2 separate regions of the Homo sapiens genome follow, and region 1 is linked to region 2. A link is a contact called in ENCODE Hi-C or POLR2A ChIA-PET data. All regions are on one chromosome and are shown on one strand. Each heading gives the region's core, a stretch centred on a gene start or an enhancer-like site at or near the end of the contact. The rest is flanking DNA. Distances are from core to core; before and after follow the strand shown.

What was found. Hi-C counts contacts between places; a loop is a spot of excess contacts on that map. ChIA-PET counts read pairs that join two places held with the same protein, here RNA polymerase II (POLR2A). Pooled maps may share reads with other maps.
Region 1: a loop to region 2 is called in a pooled map, with 2.1 times the contacts of the local background. The contact joins two enhancer-like sites. A Hi-C loop is called at or near these places in 2 of 168 maps with a recorded cell type or tissue (OCI-LY7 and gastrocnemius medialis), 2 of 37 single-sample maps with no recorded cell type and 3 of 50 pooled maps. POLR2A ChIA-PET finds 5 or more read pairs at or near these places in 3 of 52 experiments (CD8-positive, alpha-beta memory T cell, GM12878 and activated T-cell).

The regions. Positions count from the first base shown.
Region 1 is chr9:105,382,914-105,388,678 of GRCh38, reverse strand. It overlaps SLC44A1 (solute carrier family 44 member 1), which reads right to left. Exons shown (of 16, transcript NM_080546.5): 14 at 5,320-5,556; 15 at 3,177-3,257. Among named protein-coding and RNA genes, the nearest start is that of FSD1L, 62 kb to the left of the region's middle. Within about 2 kb of position 3,143, at least 7 of the 41 ENCODE cell types and tissues checked have a DNase peak (open chromatin) inside an H3K27ac peak, as active enhancers do; they include OCI-LY7, where a contact is called at or near this core.
Region 2 is chr9:105,314,933-105,320,622 of GRCh38, reverse strand. The region is part of intron 3 of SLC44A1 (solute carrier family 44 member 1); the gene reads right to left. Among named protein-coding and RNA genes, the nearest start is that of SLC44A1, 73 kb to the right of the region's middle. Within about 2 kb of position 1,507, at least 4 of the 41 ENCODE cell types and tissues checked have a DNase peak (open chromatin) inside an H3K27ac peak, as active enhancers do; they include OCI-LY7, where a contact is called at or near this core.

The DNA.
Region 1 (5,765 bases), core at 1,894-4,393, 66 kb before region 2:
TTTCAGAGAATCATAAAAAAATTCATAAATCTTTAAAGTTTCCTTAACTAGCGAGCCTCTCTCAGGGAAAAGTTCAAGAACAAAACCGGAAGTTCTCATGTTTAGTTCAATGATCTGCTGTCAAAAGGAAAATATAAAACCTCATTTTACTGAACATTATTTTATAGGCTAAAAATGAAGCCTAAATTAAAATATCTCATTGAGGAGGGAGGAAGATAGTGAATTCAAACAGCAGCAATGTTTCTAGAGCTAATGCAAAATAGGCATGATGCTCTTTTATAGAACTTTCATCTACAGCAACAATATGTGAATTATATCAAGCAAATACAAATAAGCAATCCTAAATTCTATCAATCCCCAAACTTTCAGTAGAAATTTCTGAAATACTTTTTTAGAAACACATGCAAAGGAATGGTGTTAGTAGGGGCCAACTCTAATCATGCATACTATGGAAGAGAAATAAAGAAGGTACTAAGGTGCTGAAAAAATAAAACTACTCTGTGAGCAGCATTTCACACTTGTCTTCTGGGAACTTTTTAACCATTTAAAACATCATTCTTAGGGACCCAATGCTACAATGTCCAAAGCACCAGAACAATGCACATAGAAGATGTATTTTGGGATGCAGCAGAGGGTTTTTGCCATTAATCTGCAAGCAATGAACTGATGAACAGCATAAAATGAAAGCAAAAATTAAATAAAGATTTTAATGCATTGTTTGAAGTAAGGGACACTATTTCAAAACTGAAAATACTAATAGGAAACAACTCTTTCTAAAATATTTGGCATCTGGTAGAATGCCACATAACCTGGGCAATTCTCCCAGGATTATTACCTATAAATTAGGAGTTTAGGTAAGGAAAGTATACTTGCATTCTGATCTACTACAATTCATCTACCATTCATTAAAGAATACTATAGAAATCTGTGCCAACTCATGGCCACATTACCTAGTCTTCAACCTCGAAATATTTCTCCCTTTCTTTAAATGCTTATTACTGAATGATGTAATGAAAGCTTCAATCACTAGAAAGACAGAAAAGGGGGAAAAGCTTGGTTTATATTTTAAGATTTCATATGTCTTGTTAAGTTTTGGGCTTAGAATCGATTTGCTGAACAATTAGGACCTCCAAGCAGTAGAAGGAAGGAAGCCTTCCTCATTTCTCCATGTTGCCATAGGGTTGGCAGAATCTCCACTGCTGCCCTCCTCAGCTTTTGTGAAATAAGAGGGATACAGAAAGGTGTGGAGGGCAGGCATGGAACCTGATGGGAAGATTACTGGTGTGCCTCCATCTGCCCAAGCAATCATGTCTAGGTGATGCAAACTTAAAATTCAGAGCTATGTGGGTACTAGAGTGATCTGTGCTCTGGGATTCTAAACATTTAAATTTGATTTTATAATTATTCATGCTATTAAGTAAGAGTAACACCAAAATAGGCACTGGAAAGGGTTACAGAGGAAAGGTTTTATATCTAAATATTTTATTGAGGCTTTAACTTAGGTTGAATATGCGATTAGTTTGAATATACATATAGCCTCCCTGCCTCCCTCCAAAAATAAACCTATTTCCTTTACTCTTAATTAAATGAGCTTATTTTATATCATATATATATATATTTTTTTTTTTTTTTTTTTTTTTGAGATGGAGTCTCGCTCTGTCGCCCAGGCTGGAATGCAATGGCGCCATCTTGGCTCACTGCAACCTCTGCCTCCCAGGTTCAAGCAATTCTCCTGCTTCAGCCTCCCAAGTAACTCGGATTATAGGCACACGCCGCCATGCCCAGCTAATTTTTTTTTTTTTTTTTTTTTGGTATTTTAGTAGAGACAGGGTTTCACCGTTTTGCCCAGGCTGGTCTCAAACTGCTGAGCTCAGGCAATCCACCTGCCTCGGCCTCCCAAAGTGCTAGGATTACAGACATGAGCCACCATGCCTAGCCTACTTAAATGAACTTATTTTATAGCATATATTTTAAAGTTGAAAACCTACAAATCAGGGGTATCCAATCTTTTGGCTTCCCCAGGCCATCCTGGAAGAAGAATTGTCTTGGGCCACATATAAAATACATTAAGGATAGCTGATGGGCTTAAAAAAAAAAAGGCAAAAAATCTCATGTTTTAATAAAGTTTACGAATTTGTGTTGAAAGCCTTCCTAAGCCATATGCGGCCCACAGGCAGCAAGTTGGACAAACTTGCTATAAATCAAATCATTTACTAAAGTGTAAAGAAGACAGAAAGGAAAGTCCTTACCTCACACTTTTGAACATTATATGCAGTCAGGGGACACATTGTTTAAAATTATTTAAGGATGCAGACAATTATATAATATTTGAAAATAAACATGCTATTTAAAAAAATACGTGTTTAAATTAGGAAGTAATTAGACCAATATATGATAGAGGCATCTGTTTCTATGCTATAGTGACAATATCCATGTGAAAAGCAGCTCAAGGTTCTCTTACACTCATTAAGCTGCTTTTTTCAAATAAAAGTGGAGTAGAGAGATATATTTGTGTACATATACATATATAATATCAACTACCAGAAATAATTTATCCATCTCACAATTAAACTGGGAGAAGACTAGATTGTCTTACTGAGTGGGAATGTGGGTATTGATGAAAACAGCCTTGTTTGCTACTGAAAAATAGCTTAAGAAACAAAGAAAGTACAACCTAGGCAACAGAAGAAAAAGTCAGCCAAGGGAAAAGGACAGCAATGTAAGCAGAACCATACTTTTAAAAGGGGGAGTATGAATTTTAGCAAGTTGAAAGGAATTGCTATGATCACCTTCCAAAATGATAAAAATCAAACCGTCAGTTCAAGTGTACACCAAAATGTTCAGTCTGATGAAAGCCAAACACTGACAGTTAAAAAGGAAACAAGAGCAACAGCAGTTTTACCTTAGGGAAAAAACCATCATCCCCTACCCGCCCCTGCCGAGCACTGACGAGGATGCTGTTCCTTTCAGCTTACTTTTATAGAAGGTGGTCTCAGTTGTGACAAGAATTCTGCCATCCAAGTGATGGGTAAGCACACAAACAGAAAGAGCAGCATGTCCTGCGTGATACAGATAACAAAAGCTTCTCCTGAAGAAGTGCAGTCAGTGAAGACAGAGAGAGAGAGGAAGTGAAAGTGAAATTCTTGGAGGGCGGCCACCTCCTCATCTCCACCTACCATCGGCTTTAGCTCTCTGGAATCAGCGACGCCTCCCTTACCAGCTTCTTTCATTGCTTTCCTACTGTTTTCCACAAACTCCTGCAAAATATGGACCATATTGAATAAATTCTTGGGTCCTTTCAGATTTGTTAGTAGATGAATTCTAAAGAACATCTACATTTTTGACTCAATCTTGGTAAATGGATGGCTTAAAAACATAGCAATAAATAATGTTTAGTATCACACATGAGAGTTGCTAAATTTGTAGAAATGGACTCTGCAATTCGCTGATTAAAAAAATCTTCTTTCCATCCATTCATTGTGACAATCTTACTAAGGCTCCAAGAGATAATGTTAGTTCTACCTGGAAGAGAAAATACCTAACATTTTTAAGAGGCTATTTTCTCATACTCAGAATATCATTTTATTTGTTGTTGTTGTTTTTTTCTATATCAAGGTTAAATGAAACAACAAGAACACGTTACTCCATAAGCCTCCACTTTTAAATAACCATAGAAGGTAAAAGAACACATTGATACTGCTAAGCACATAATGCTTTTTTTCTTAACCAAACCATAAACAAACTACTCTTTTTAAAAAAAGTGTCAATCTGACCATGACATTACTTCATGAAGCAGGAAGACAGGGTGTATCAACCAGAACCTATGGTTAGTAGTAGTCGAAATGGGAATGTGCCCAAAGGGAACATTTCTATTCTGTCAACGTTTACGGGGAACTTCTTCATTAAATATCCTCACCATTCCTACAGAGAAAACTGAAGGGTGGAAAACAGTTATTTTTTACTCTGCTTTTGATCAGTGACTTAAAAAACAGTAACACTCTTCTAAATGCTTTAGTCACAAAAGAGATACAATAATCATGATCAAATTCCATTAAGAAAATAACCAGTTAGAATTAGTTTAGACATTAAGAAAATGTCCAGAATTTAGCTGATGTTGCCAGAAAAAGAGAAAATCAGTGCCAAATAGGTCAGCTAAATCATTTGGAATTCTTGCTATTGAAAAGAAAAAAAAAATCTAGGCTGGGCATGGAGGCTCACACCTGTAATCCCAGCATTTTGGAAGGCCGAGGCAGGCAGATCACCTGAGGACAGGAGTTCAAGACCGGCCTGGCCAACATGGTAAAACCCCATCTCTACTAAAAATACAAAAATTAGCCAGGAGTGGTGGCACATGCATGTAATCCCAGCTATTTGGGAGGCTGAGGGAGAACTGCTTGAACCTGGGAGGTAGAGGTTGCAGAGCCAAGACCATGCCACTGCACTGCAGTCTGGGTGACAAAGCAAGACTCCGTCTCAAAAAGAAAAAAAAAAAAATCTAGCTTATTTATTAATACACTTATTTTAGATTTAACTGGATAAAATATGCTCCTGGAAAATGACTTGTTATTTCAATGTATAATGCTTAGTATTCAATATTACCCATTTTGAGATAGAAATATTTCACAGCTTAATAGCAAACTACTATTATTTAGAAAGCATCTTTACTTTGGTAACATTTAACACTGATTATAACAGTACTTAAACCATTTAATAAGGTTTTCAAAATTTTAAAGAAATTTAATTGAGGTTCTAATATGAAAAATCTGCATATATCTGTGTAAAGGTTCAGATCTTGACTAATAAATAACTATACACTCTACCAGTCATGGGTCTGTTATCGGTATTCATCACAAAATGCTTTCAATTTGGCCTACCATATTTAAGATAATGAGTTTTAACCAGGGTTGACAGCAGTAATGTTTGGGGCAGTGGTGGATAGAGAAAGACAGGTAGGCACTAGGACCTGGGAAACAGGATATTTTGTCTTTGAGCCCCATTTCAGGAAAAGGCTAGAAGCTAGTTTAAAAAGTCAATTCAAATCTATCTAACTACAGAGAGAGGGGCAGCAAGAATAGGGTGAACTTAGGACTATTAACCAGTACTGCTCTAGCTAGGTGGATCTGAAATGATCTTGTCCATGCCAAGAAGCCGTCCTCCCTGACTTACCCTAGATTAACCTCATTTATGAGTCAGTGCTATGGGGTTAATTCTAAATTACTCAGTTGCATATAGTGTGAATTAAATATAGAGAATGTTTTACAAAATATTTTTATTGGTATTTTTATCCCTAAAATAGGAAACGGCATTTGAAGTACTTACCATCAGCACTTTATCCATATAGAATTCTCTGCCAGGGCTCCCATCATTGTATTTTGTATCAATGGCAAAACACAAGAATAATACATCCACTACCATTTCATAAATAGACAGGAAGCAATGAGCGACTAGGAAAGCAAAGAGGCAGACGATGATCAGAGGCAGCACCCATACTGTGTAGTCCTGCTGGTAGTTGAGCAGCATAATCCCAGCTAAACCTGTGCTGCAGACTATCAGCACCTGAAGCAGAGAGAACAAAGATCATATTTAATATCCTACTGAAGAAAGCCACTCTTTTTTCACCATTTGCAGACTTAAAATTCTACTATTTATAAATGATGGTTGCATGAGGCCATTCCATCTCAAATGAGGAAATATAATCCACATATTCTCATATACACCCAGAGTTATACATGCTTATCATATAATATAAATTTTAAAATCATACT
Region 2 (5,690 bases), core at 258-2,757:
AACTGTGCAACATAGTGAGATCCTATCTCTAAAAAAAATAAAATAAAATAAAATGTAACAAATAACAAAAAGTCTCATAATACAAAATGTTAGGAGGAAGTGAAGCAAATATAACCCTCCTACTATTGTAGTGGGAATGCAAAATAGTGCAGCAACCACTTTGGGAAACAGCTTGATAATTTCTTATAAAGTTAAACATCCTCACCACATGACTCTGCAATCTCAATGCTATATATCTAACTCTTCAAGAGTAATGAAATATATTAAATTACATACACAAATTGTTAAAGCAGTATTACTCACAATAGTAAAAAAAAAAAAAAAAAAAAAGTTAAATATTGAAATAACCCAAATGGCAAAAAACCTAGTGAACAGATAAACTGTGTTATAGCCACACAATGGAATATTTCTCAGTAATTTAAAAGGAACTAACCACTGATGTATTTAACAACATGCATGAATCTCAGTAGCATTATTATATGTTTTAAAAGGTAGACACAAAATACTACATAATATATAATTATTTGTATATGACATTCTAGAAAAAACAAAACTATACTACGAAAAGCAGATCAGTGGTTGTCTAGGGACAAGAATGGGGGCAAGGACTGACTACAAAGGGGCACAAGGTAATTTTCTAAGAGCAAAAGAAGTATGGATTGTGATGGAGGATGCATGACTGCATATAGTTACCAAATTCAAACTACACTTGAATGAGTAAATTTTACTATATGTAAGTTATAACTCAACAAAACTATAACAATGAAATATTTTTAAATTTCTTCCTGAAAATCGACTTTACAAAATCCAATTTAATTTAATGAGCCCCAGTGTGTAGTAAGAATTTAACCTTACTCAGAAAGAGATCTGGACTTTGCCCTTCACTTCTGGGAGTTAATTTCTAAGCCTTATAGGAGTGTCTTTGTTTACTTGGTGCTCTTGGGTCACAGAAGTCTAACAATGTGTTTTAGGGTTGGGGTAGACCACTCCACATACTATTTAGGGTGGGCGTCGACCACCCTAGAAAGACCAACAATGTTGTTTAGATTAAGAGTTTGGGATCACATGGTATCAAATTGACCAGAGGAGCTGGAGACTGGAGCCTGAGTCAGCCATATAATGGAGTCCCAACAAAAATTATGAACACTGAGGCTTAGGTGAGCTTCTTTGGTTAGCCATACTCTGTGTATTGTCACACACTGACACTGAGAAAGTACTGTGCTCGGACTCCGTGTACTCCACTCTCCCCAAGGGAGACAACAATGGAAGCTCTGCCCCATGCACTCCTTTTGTTGGCTGATTTTACTCTATATCCTTTCCTAAAAATAAACCATAACCATGAGTACAGTAGCGTTCAGTGAGTTCTGCAAGTCTTCCTGGCAAATAATTTGCCAGGAAATAGGTGGTTTTATGGACCCCTGATCTTGCAATTGGGGTCAGATATAAGGGTGGTTGTGTGTGGACTGTGTGCCCTCTAACTTCTTAGATGCCCTCAACTCTGACACCCAGGTAAACACAAGTGGGTGGCAAACCCACTTGATTGCCATCAAACTCATAGTTGAAGCAGTTAATAATTACCTGAAGTATATTACAAAGGTCATTGTCTATCAGCTCATGAACAATGACTAAAGCTTGTAAAAATCTTCACAGGTGTCAGGTAACCTAGAACCAACTCAAGTAGTGAGACTTCAGATTGAGCATTTGTACCAGCTGTTTAACTTAGACATGGCAAACATATACACCTAGTCAAACAACACGGAGAAAAACCAATCATCCCTTCCTTGCCGCCTAGCTGCATACATGTCATCTAATTCTGTTAAACAGGTTTTCACTTCCCTATTTAGAATTGGCAAAACATTTTGACTTTGAACTCCCGCATTTTCTAAGGTACGTAGCTGGATCTCCTCTTTCAAATTGCTCGCAGTATTTTCCACAGCAAGTATTATCCTAAAGGCAGAAATGCACTAGCAATACAGATGTTACCTTTGTAAAGAGTTTAAAAATTTAGGCTTAAGAGTAGTATGGTCACAAAATATGACAAAAAAATCTCCATAAATTTACCTTCTGAAAATTTAGTTAGCGTCTTTACAACTTCTAATATTTTCCATGAGAGGGAATGAAAGTTTAGGAAAAAAACTGTATAGGCCGGGTGTAGTGGCTCACGCCTATAATCCCAGCACTTTGGGAGGCTGAGGTGGGGGGAACATTGAGGTCAGGAGTTCAAGACTGGCCTGGCCAACATGGTGAAACTCCATCTCTACTAAAAATACAAAAATTAGCTGGGTGTGGTGGCAGGTGCTTGTGATCCCAGCTACTTGGGAGGCTAAGGCAGGAGAATCTATTGAACTCGGGAGGCGGAGGTTGCAGTGAGCTGAGATCTTGCCCATTGCACTCCAGCCTGGGTGACAGGGCGAGACTCCATCTCAAAAAACAAACAAACAAAAAAACCTGTATAAATAATACAATAAGTTTTCATTTAGAACGTCACAGATGTTACTATTTCCAAATGCTTGTAAATTTGGGAGGAAATAAGTTCTCAAATACAAGTTTATGTGAGGTATCTATCTAGGCTGCTCTTTTCCACTTTATGCTAAAGTGGGAGTGACAGTAGGTTAGAGTTAGAATCAGAGAGTACTGACAGGAGACAGAGAGAGGAGTGCTTTCCCTCAAAGCAAAGCCAAATTCATCAAAGGCTTAGAGCATCTCCATTTGTTTAAACGTATCCCTAAGTGTGGGAAGAAGTAGGTGATCTACTGGGCTGCTCTGAGGAATACCTTGACAACAGGTAGGGAGAATACTCTGTAAAACTTAAGAATTAGTCCAATGGACAAATGTATACCTCTCTTCTTCTGAGCTTCTACAACTCCACAAGATAGAGTCAGGAGTACAAGATAGAGTCAGGAGCACCTTCCTGTGTGTGCCAGTCTTCTCTGGGCTTTAGGATGGCCAACAAGAATTCCAACCTGTAGACTCAACCACACTATTCCTCAGACAGTGAGAACCAAGCTTGGTATTCTAATCAGAATTCCATCTTCACTAGAAGATGGGCTCCTGGAGCCACCTCTCAGTCCCCAAACCCTCATAACCATCTAGTCACCTCTTCGTCCAATCACCATTATGTGTACCATCCTTCCACAGCCGACTTTACTTGACTTTACCCTGATAAAATGCAAGCCCTGCCTTGAACCCCCAAAATATGACAAAAAATATTTTCAAAGACATCTCCATAAACTTACCTTCTGAAAATTTAGTTAGCATCTTTATACCTAAATGAGGCTCCAAAACTCTGCCTAAAATTACCCTGTCCCTGAAACCCTGTCACTGGCTGAGAGTCTTCAACTCATATGTACAACCTGCAACCAAGATGCTGCCCTAAGGGGAGGTCAGAGAGATTCAAGACTGAGAATCTGACCCAATTTTGCTGGAGGATGGGAGTCATGAGCCATAGAATATATGCTATAGAATATATGTTACCTCCAGAAGCTGAAACTGACTCTCAGTTTATAGCCAGCAAGGAGATAGGAACTCAGTCCTACAGCCATGTGAAACTGAATTCTGTCAATAGCCTCAATGAGCTTGGAAGAGGATTCATTCCCTAGAACCTCAAGAAAAAAATCACAGCCCTGTCAACACTTTGATTTCAGCCTTCAAAACCCACAGCAACCAGCTAAGCCATGCTGTGCACAGACTTCTGATTTACAGAACTTCGTTGTTAAAAGCAATGAATTTGCTTCAGTTTCCGATTTACAGAACTTCATTGTTTAAAGCTTCTTACTTTATGGTAATTTGTTACAGCAACATTAGGAAAGTAATACAATGGTGGTTCCAGTACTATCACCAAATTGCCTTCTTTTCCTCTCCCCACCAGCCTGCTGTTAGGAACTCAGGAAAGTGGAGTCACTCAGCTTTCAATAGACAACACTTTTACATGACATTTCATCACTGAACTGTCATAATTTCTCTATGTATTTTGTCTTCCCCACTAGAATGCAAGGTCTTCAAGCACAGGGACTACAGATGTCTTTTTATCCTTTTTTTCCATTACCCAAGTAATGTATATATCGATTATAGAAAACTTAGGAAAAAAGAGATAAGTATAAAATTAAAACCATCCATAATTCAACAGCTAATCACACTGTTGACATTTTCATGTCATTCTATACTTTTCTATGTACATGTATATTTTTACATTTATAAATAAAATCATGCTGTACATACTGGTTTGCAATTCATTTTTCCCTTAATAATGTTATGCATATATTGCATGCTATGGACATACTTCTACAGCATCATTTTTACTGACTCCACAGTATCTAAGACCGGGCCAGGACCTCCCATTGTAACCTTTCTCATGGCCTTCCCATTATAACCTCTCATACCCTTACACCTCTCTCTTCAAAACGCTTCCTATAGCTATAATAATTTGTGATTGTATGATGATTTTATTGTTGTCTCCACAAAACTGTAATTCCCATGAGATAAAAAAAAAAGTATGTTTATTTTGCTCAAGACTATAATCTCAAGTGCCTAACTCAAAGAAGATGGCCAGGAAACAGAGTTCACAAATGAATGAATGAATGAATTTAACCAAACGCTTTTTTCAACCACTTAGGTCGCTTGTTATTTTAGTATTCGTAATAGTGGTCTGTAGGACACAGCTGATTTTCCATAAATATTTGCTGAGGGCTAAATAAAATAATAAACATAATTTTCAAAAAAGGTGAAGGATAGTCACTCAGTAAACAGCAATATGATTTAAGTCATCACGAGGAAGAGAAGTCCTAGTCACATAATGAAACACTGTACAAGTGCTTAGCTGATAAGAGGATCTTCCATGCAAATATTTTAGCATATTTTATCTATATTTTTCTAGTTCTTTTTCAAACAGGAACAGGTATGCACAGTCGATAAGATTCAGTAACTCTTTAAAAAGTCTTCAAAAGAGGCATGTTTTACATGCTAATTAAAGAATAATATTCTCCCTAAAATAGATGGTTATGTGGTATAGTATAGGCCCAGAAAGTTTGGCAATCATTTAAAGTGTGAGCACAGTTTTCATATTGGTACAATCCCCTAAATAATCCTCTGCATAAGTTAATATGTGATCACGGGGTAGACTGAACCAGAGACACTAAAGATACAGGACTATGACTTTAAAGAAGGTGATCAGTGGCCACTAAAGTCCTATTCTGTATATGTGTAGATATTGCAAATATGGAGTTTCCTTAAAATAAGACCACTGTTTATTAAACAATCAATTATCTTACTTAAAAAAACCCTACTATCAATTTGAAGCTAAGTATTTTTCAGTAAATATTGAAAACATACAAATGGTAAAAAAAAAAAAAAAACAAACAAAAAAACGCAGTTCATCATCACAATTCATATTCTTTATTTGACAGAGAAAGAAATAGACAAAATTGCCTTCAAATTACTCAAAGCCTTCCTAGATTGTATAAGGGCTTTGGTGCCTTTCAAAGTTTTTTTAATGTGAATGGGGACTCGTCAAGTTCCCCTAAAAATTTCTTTCATCTTTAAACGTTAGGAGGGAGAAACTCCCAAAGCAAAAAAGGTGGGAAACTGGAATTACCATACAGCTCACCAGATCTATTTTAGTGTATGATGCGAAGAGCACCGACTGAGGGTGAGAATTGAGTGCTGGTCTGTCTCCATCAAGTCACTCATGTTTC